Linked DNA regions of Mus musculus: region 2 is linked to region 1. Evidence: chromatin loops called from intact Hi-C (ENCODE). Cell type or tissue: heart. All regions are shown on one strand. Links, peaks and the distances in the headings refer to the core of each region. The heading gives the core; the rest is flanking DNA.

Region 1 (4,226 bases), core at 957-3,456:
CTCCCTGGCATACCTAGCTGAGTTGGCCATGGTCAGGGATGTAGGAAAAGCCAAGCTCGCCTGCTTCTGGGAACTGAACCCACTTATATGTGGGGGCATTTAAAGACGGGGAAGGCTGGATTTCTGGTACCATAGCCAACTCTTCCTCACTTCCAGATTCTGATGAGCAAGCCCCCAGACAGAGCCTGTCTGTCCCACATGGGAATTCCCAACCAAGCCGTGGCGTAGCATCCTGTGAGTCTACACAGCTAGCAGGCTCTTGTTAGTTTCCCAGATATGGTTTTCACATCTTGGGAAGCAAGCCAGGCCTGTGCTCCAGGGACCCCACTGTAACTCCTGCGGGGCCAGGGTCATCCCCCGCTCTGTTTCAAGGCCTTCTATCACTGGCTATGGGAGCTGGGACAGGCCACGTAGCGTTGCCTTGAACATTCTCATCTGCTACAGACCAGGTGGGTGGGAGGACGGACATCCCTGCCACTTAGCGTGGAGATTTATGGTGCTACTGGAAGAGGCCTGGCCTGGTCCTGTGCGGTCTGGAATGGCCCTCAAGGCGGAGACAATAAATCCATCCCATTATTTTTTATGAGCCTCCCACCCCATAAACAACTCCTTTGGCTGGTAAGCCAGCTTCACGTACTTCTCCTGGTCTGGCCTCAAGCTGGCGCCAAGGGCACCACAGGGCTGACTTCTCAACACCGGCAGGGGACCTTTCCGAAAGGCTGTAGGCCCTTGGGGGTCCTTAGGAACAGATGGTGGAGGATGGAAGGTGAGCCACAGTTCAGAGGATACCAAAACAAGAGACAGACCACCTGGCCTTGGCTCTCTTCTCATCAATAAGTCCTTGAGCCTTAGTTTCTTGCTGAGAAAGCGAAGCAAGGGACAGAATTGTGAGAATGAGGTTGTGTGCACAGGTTGTGTCCCTCGGGAATGCCCATCCATGAGCTCCACTGCACTGTGTCGCCAGCATCATATACAGCCATGAGCATCACCACTGAGCATGACTGGGCCTGGCATCGTGCCTGGATTTTGGTGGCTCCTGAGTATAATCTGACTGTTAGATACTATTATTCCACTGGTGCTATGCAGAGAGTTCTGGCCATAGAAAACTAGCAGAGGCTGGTTCTACAACCCGGGTCTGACAGCTTGACCGTATATATGCCTGAACAAACAGGTGGGCAGAAGGGTATGCAGCCTAGGCCCCCTGAGACACATAGAAACCCCGGTATTGCCATGTGTGCTCCCCTCTACCTGGGTCAGGGCTGCCAGCTCTCCCTGAGCCTTCATGCACCCAATCTGTCTCCCTTGACCCTCTCTCAGCCCCCTACAGGGTCCTAACTCGGACCTCCTCAACCTGTCCTTGTCACAGACCAGCCCCCGCACTCTCCATGTCCCTGTCTCCTCACACTGCTCCCTCTGTCTGGAGCTCCCTGTCTGGCCTGACCATTGCTCCCTTGAGAACCTTTTCAGATGTCTGGGCTGTGTGTGGCTTTGATTTATAAAGTGCTTTCCTGTTCCTTGTGCTGAACAGAGCACAGCCTGGAGAGGCCACTCAGGGACACCTAGCATTAACTTCCCATGGATCTCTGGTTCAGTTCAGCCAGGACTTACACCTATGCTATGGCCATCAGATCAGCTCATCTCCCCCAGCCCCCCCCCCCCTTCAGATCCCTCCAGCAAGGCCTTCCCTGCTTCATCTGTCAGAAGTACAACAGCCTCGTCTACCTTCATCACGTAAGCTGGCTTCTTCAGGAGATAGCACCGTTCTCCAGCTCAGGCCTTGACTCTTAGCCCACCCAGTAACCCTGCCCCATCCCATTCTGCCCAGCCCACTCCACCTCTGCATTTACACCTGTATTTAGTAAGTACCGCCTTTAGATTAGATTAAATGGTAGGAGTAGCCTGTGATCGGAACTTTGGGTACAGAGAGGTTCTCCAGGTGGTTTGAGTGCCTGCTTTTCTCTCAGGGTTTGGTTGACCACAGCTGCCCTGTAAAAAAGGAGATCACAGATAGGGACCTGGGATCCTCCTGCTTCAGGTGTGGGGCCAACTGAGGGGTGACATGGGGCAACCTGCCCATGTGACTTCCTTTAGAGATCCGGTAGGAAGGGATAAGGCCAATGAGCTGCCACGGGAGGCTTGCTATTTTACGTGTAAATATGACCCGTACCACTATCTGAGATCCAGCCTAACTGGGTGTGCCCTGTGGCTGTTTGCTGGAGAGTGTGGCCCACTAGGCTGAAGGCCAGCTCTCTAGGCCAGACCTTCTCCAAAACAGCCTCCTGGTCCTTGGTGAGGCCTCAACTTGGTTGTGGTGACACCTAGTGACCAGCTCGAGAAACTTCAAGAGGTGAGGAGGAAGATGAGGTAGGCCTGCATCTCAGAGGGACTCTCAGGAAAGCTGCTCTTCAAGCTCACTCCTCATGCCCATAATCACTCCTAAGAGGAAAAGGATTTCAAGACTTCCCGGTTCACGGGTAGGAAGCTGAGCAGGTTGTAAGAACACACTGCAGAAGACCTCAGTGAGGGATGGACTCGGACCACCCTCCTCTGCCACAGATCCCCATTGGTAACTGCACATCTGGCCACATGTGTCTGCCAACATCTGTCCTCCCCACTATATATGAAGAGTGCCCTGCTTCCTGGAAGCAGCTTTCTCGGAGTCCCGGTGACCAGACAGGCCAAAGCACATCTGAGGTGCTGAACTGTTCCCCCATCTCACCCAGCATGGCTGGAGCCAACCATCCATAGTCTCAGCAGGCAGTAATCACTGAGGGGGCCAATCAACACCCCCCAAAGGACCCAGGGGCTGTGCTTTTGAGGCTCTGGTGGAGAGGCACTGAGTCCTTTAGGGGGAGCAGAGTACTTCACAGGCAGAAGGGATAATGAGACAGCCTCTGTTCTGTGTGACACACTCAGTCGGGACCCGAGTCCCTGAGAGTCCCTGAGGGAAAATCTCTTCTCCCTGTATGTTCCAGATGAAATAGAGGGGAGAAGATGTGGAAGGCAGCATAGGGTGTCTCTTAAGGGACCATAGATGCTGCCGACTGGGGACCAGAAATGAGAAGTGAGCGAGTGTTAGAGTGGCCACTGGAGACTGCTGGAGCTGTGGTATTTCTAGCACTCAGCCTCCAAGATGTCCAGTTAAGGAGATCAGCAAGAGGAGGTCTGGGTGGGTGAAGCTACAGTCTCTGTTCTACCCAACAGTGACTCCCTGGGCTCATGAGAAGCTGGGGTCTAGGCAACAATTGCCAGAGCCCCTCTAAATCAAGATTTGCCCAAAAGCAGGCTGAAGGGCTACAGGTGAGGACAACTCCCCACCCCACCCCCCGCTCCCCCCCACACACAATTTTTTCTATGAAAGCTTGAGTTGTATGGTCATGTGACAGTAGACTTTTGACCCACACTCCATGGACAGATGCTGTTATACCTGTTAGGGAATGCCCCTGTCTCAGAAGGGCATGTGGTACCCCAGCTTACATCCCCCTAAGGCTGGCCTGGAAGTTGACAAGATGACATATCTGTAGGTTAGCACAAAATATGACCCCCAGGCAGGCACCCCAGGGGTCCTCCTCATCTTCTCTCTTCCCCAGGTCAGTCCTGTGCTCCCGCCATTCACCTAGCCTCTCTGGGGTTCTTTCTGAGACCACAAGCTGGGTTTCCTTTTCCCTGATAGGCTGGGGTAATTCTGGGCTGTGGACGTCCCCTAAGGTCCCAGGCTCTTTCTTGGCACTTTTACTTTCTGTAAAGGGAAAGCAAACCCTTCCTCCCGAATTGGAGCGGGGTGGGGGGTGGGGGTGGGGCAAGGCCATTGTCCTCCTCTGTGTTTGAGGGACAAGAACTGAGATAGTGATATTATTGATGATGTTGCCATAGCAATGACCCTTGGGAGGCAGACATTCCAACTCTAACTGGGACAAAGGTGCCAGACCTGTGTTGGGGGAATGTGACATGCACACTGGTACGGCAGGCAAGGCACACATGGGACCATCTCCTAACCTGACAGCTGCCCTATGGGAGAGTCTCTGGTGGGAAAGCACCATAGGGCCTCTCAAAGGATCCAGGGAAGGCAATGGAAAGAGACACTGGGCCGGATGTGGCCAGACACATCTTCCACCACATCGACCCATATGCACGGGTGGTTTGCAACGTGGGCATGCCCCCTTCTCAGACTTGTAAAGAGCAAATGCAGTGTAGTGGGGGCTTCGGGCCATGCATCTCATCTTCCA
Region 2 (4,226 bases), core at 635-3,134, 94 kb before region 1:
TTATGTTAGAATAGCTGGCCAGTGAGCCCTGGAGACCTCCCTGTCTCTGCCTCCCTAGCGTGGGATGTTAAGTGTGTACCATCACAGATGGTGAGCACTTAACTGACTCCACCCTGTCCCTGCTCCTTATGTGTCCATTTTAAACAAATGAAGTGTTTCTCAGGCTCCTCCTCTTTCTTCAGATCCCTTCCATCTGGCCCCTGCACCCCTGCCTTGTCAACCCCAGGCTCTCCCTTGAGTGCTCATCGCCCCACCTGGAGCTGCCCACAGATGATCCCTGACGGGGAAAGCTAAGAGCAGACACCTACCCTAGAAAGCCTGCCTTGGAATGGGACGCCCCTGACATTCATATCGGCTGAGTGTGGGAACTGACGCCACCTGCTGGCACAGGTGAGAATTGCGTGCTGGTGCCTTCTCGCCAGGTCCCTACCCCTGGGCTTATATCCTGAGCCCCTTCAGGTGATACAGCGCCATCCTCCCAATGAGCGTCTCCCAGCAGCTGCTTAGGGTGTTTTTTAAAACGTGATATTTTCACAGGTTCTGAGTATTTCTACTTTATGGTTCCTTTACTCCCCGCAGTGGGAGGGGAGGGACCTGCCTGCTCTGTGCTAGGTAGCAATCAGGGGTGCAGAGGCCAGCCAGCCATTCTGAGGAATGGATTCAGCAAGTCCTTACACAAGACAACATTTAATTACGATGTAGCCATGCTTAATGAGGAGCGGGTAACGCTGTTTGACATTCCATCTGCTCTACAAGTAGACTTGATTGCTACTACCACACAGCATATAAGGTGTGTGGGCTCAAATAAGGACTCGACTACCAAACCCCATGAGTCTAGGAGGACTCACTTACTACCAGGGTATAGCAACCCCCTACCACCGCTGCCTCAGGGAGGGGGAAAAAGTGAGTTTAACAAGACCCCAGGGAACAACTTTTTTCGGTTTCAGCCAGTCATAACTAGTGCCAGGATTGGACCAAGCTCCCTCCCAGAGATGCACTAGGGGACAGTGAAGAGAACATTGGGTCTCCAAATACTTTCCCCCAGGACCACATTCCTCATCTCTCTCCTTATCCCTTTCTGACAAGCAAACCCAGAGACTTCATGAGGAAGGAGCCCTATCGTGAAAGCATGACACTCCGGGGACACCTAGGAATAATCACCTCCTCCCTGCCTCAGTTTCCCCTCCTGCAGAGGTCACCCTGGAGAGTGGAAAGGCTTATCTGAAGTATCATTTAACCCTTCCCGGCCACCTCCTTCCACCAGAGTGGAGACACAGAGACCCCAGTGCATGCCCTCAATGGTCTGCATCCCTGATTCCTACCTAGCACAGAGCAGGGGGCAGGGTTCTTAGCTCATCCCCAATTCTTTGTCACAAAAAGGTGTCAAGGACGGTGTCGGGACCAGAGTGCAGCAGAGGGTAGAGCACCTAGGACATTGTTAGCACCCAGTCATCTCCAATGGAAGCCATGGGGCAGGATGGCTTGGGCCAGATTCCCGGTATAGGGTGAGGCCAGGACACACTAACACTATCACACCTTGATGGTCACAGCACTACTATGCTTACTATGTGCCAGGCTTCCCATGGATTGGCCTAATCATTTCTCATATGTGAACCACAGCCACATGATATGTGCTGTTCACCTATGGGGAAACTGAGGCCCAAGTGTTAAAACCACTGGGACATCCCAGAGCCTGGCTCTGAATTCACAACTTCAAAAAATAATGAGAGAGGTGGCCTAGCCACACCCATCTCTGCTTCCTTGTTCTGCCCTGGTCCTACCCTTGCCAAAACTGCTGAAATCTATTCCCTGAAATCTATTCCCTCACACACACACACACACACACACACACACACACACACACACACAACTGCTTTTGACTGGAGAAACTGAGGCTCAGGGAAGAAATGACACTCTCAGTGTCATATATCACTGGGGCATTGTGCGAGTCTCCACACAAGGTCAGTTTGGCTCATCAGAACAGTCCAGCCTGGCCTGCTAAACAATTTATTGCTTTTTTAAAAAACAAAAACAGAAACAAAACAAAAAAACTTAGCCAGCACTTCCTCAGTGTGGCCATAGGGGGGCAGTAGCACCCCATTCATTTATAGTCTGGCAGGGTTTTTTTTTTTGTTTTTTGTTTTTTGTTTTCTGTTTGTTTTTTGTTTTTGTTTTTGTTTTTTCCGTTTTCGCTTTCTCCCCCCCCCCCCCTTTAAACCGTGTGCAGCCTGAGATGGGGAAATCCCACAGCATGGAGACAGAGAGGGGCAGCCTGCCTTGGTGCAAACACTGAAAAAAGAAGGGTGAGGTGGTTTGAAGGATCAATAGAGGCCGGGTCTGTCTTGACGCATGCGGGGAGTGAATCCCTGCCCATCTCTGGGTCTTGGTTTCCTTGTAAAAATGTACATCACTGAGCAGGGGCTTGAAAACTGACAACCTCATGCCTGTTTGGCCAACACAAGGTTTTTTAAAACTGTTCCTTGCTTGGCTGTCTCCTCCCTTTAGTCCTCTGGCCTCTGCCGACTCAGAAACAGGCTCTGTGGGCTTGGACTGGAGAGAGAATCAGGGGCCATCAGAAGTGGAGTCAGCTCCAGAGAACCAGACCTGGAAAGCCTGGCCTGCCTAGCCACCATCGGGATGAGCCTGTGGTCCAAAGAGGCATCCCTCAGCCTCAGCCTCGGGCACCATGACCGCAGGCTGTTTCTTCCTTTGCTTTTGTTGTTCTTCCTCGGTAGAAATAGGTGTAGCTGGGATAGTGAAGTTTGAGATAGTGTGTGTGTGCATGTGTGTTTGTGTGCACACAACTGTATGTGTGTGTGTGCACGCGCGGGCAAACACGCACATGAGCGCACATACACGCATGCGCACGTGTGTATGCTTATGCACTCGCTGCAGGGCCTAGGGCAGATTTACAGGTTTGGAAGGAGAGATGGTCAAAGGTTTGGTTGTGGAGGGCGTATTAGTGAGGGCTCTCTAGAGGAACAGAACCAGTAGAATGAATGGACATTTTTCTTTTTTCTTTTTTCCTCGAGACAGGGTTTCTCTGTATAGCCCTGGCTGTCCTGGAACTCACTTTGTAGACCAGGCTGGCCTCGAACTCAGAAATCTGCCTGCCTCTGCCTCCCGAGTGCTGGGATTAAAGGCGTGCGCCACCACTGCTGGGCAAAAGGGGGGTTCTTTAGATTAGCTTACCCGAAGCACACTGGGTAAGTCAGCAATGACTGTCCACACATTGAAGAGGCAGAGAACCAGGTAGCTGCTCAGCCCATGGATGTGTCTCAGCAGGTCCAGTCTTACCCCAAAAGTCTGGAGGATCTCTAGAGAGTCAGTCACACTGGTCCTCAGTTTGCACTGGAACTGTAGACGTCTGACTGTGGCAGCAGCAGCAACAGCAGGGTAGAGGCACTCACCAGTAAGAGGTAAGACAGGGAGGCAAACTTTTCCATCTATCTGGGCCACTGGCTGCAGGGTGCTGGACACCCTCAGGATGGGCCTGTGGTCCAAAGTGCATCTCATGAATGGAGGCTCGTTGTGTGTGTAAATCTACCCTAGGTCCTGCACATGAGTATAGCACACATACACAGTTCCCTCCTGCACTCCAACGGGCTGATGCCTGAGAAGTTCTACACTCCAACCCCAGGCAACTGGATAAACACAGCCTTCTAAGGCTACAGGACCGGAAGACACCAGAGACTAGCTGAATCCCTGGTCTCAGGTCACTCCAAGATGAAGTCATGTGAAGGTGTTCTCAGATAGGTCTCAGTAGATTAGTCTTGCAGACCTGGGACACATGTCCCCACTACGGCAGCCCATGTTCTGGATGGACAGTCTATAGGGACAGTGTTAGGGAGGCCCATGGAACGGGCTGTTGAACCACTCCCTCTTCTGGCAGCAGGAAGCCATCATTAGGTCCTTGGTGGTAGAGAGAAAGCTCCAAGGGCTGGGGTGAATTGTCCCTGCTTGGTGCAGGAGAGACAGTCCTTCTCTCCATCTTCTAAAGAGTTCTGGACTAGAACACACTTTTCCATGCCTGGTGGTGTTCCTGACCCTGGGCCACTACCAGCCACTGGCCAATTGGAGGCTACAAACACACCCTCTACAGTGGAAGGAAATATGTATCGACTCCAGCAAGAGCGAAGGGAAGAAAGCTGGTCAGAGCTGTCCACCTAGCAGAAGAAGAAAAGGTCCAGAGACAATTTTCTGCCTGAGGAGAAAAATCCATTTTA

The links. A loop is a pair of places that touch in the nucleus more often than their neighbours do. Peaks named below come from ENCODE experiments on the same cell type or tissue, not always from the same donor. Only the 100,000 strongest peaks of a DNase experiment are listed, where the experiment ranks them.
Region 2: it touches region 1 in a loop (7-fold over the local background); 19 of 42 quality-filtered maps call a loop at or near these places.

The regions. Positions count from the first base shown.
Region 1 is chr15:83,662,957-83,667,182 of GRCm38, reverse strand. The region is part of intron 4 of Scube1 (signal peptide, CUB domain, EGF-like 1); the gene reads left to right. Among named protein-coding and RNA genes, the nearest start is that of Gm52183, 30 kb to the left of the region's middle. In heart, for the core only: a CTCF peak has its summit at 2,315 (motif pointing left); a DNase peak (open chromatin) is centred at 2,252.
Region 2 is chr15:83,757,002-83,761,227 of GRCm38, reverse strand. It overlaps Gm33324 (a long non-coding RNA gene), which reads left to right and starts at 4,210. Exons shown (of 3, transcript XR_384284.3): 1 at 4,210-4,226. In heart, for the core only: a CTCF peak has its summit at 2,080 (motif pointing right); no DNase peak of the experiment used is centred there.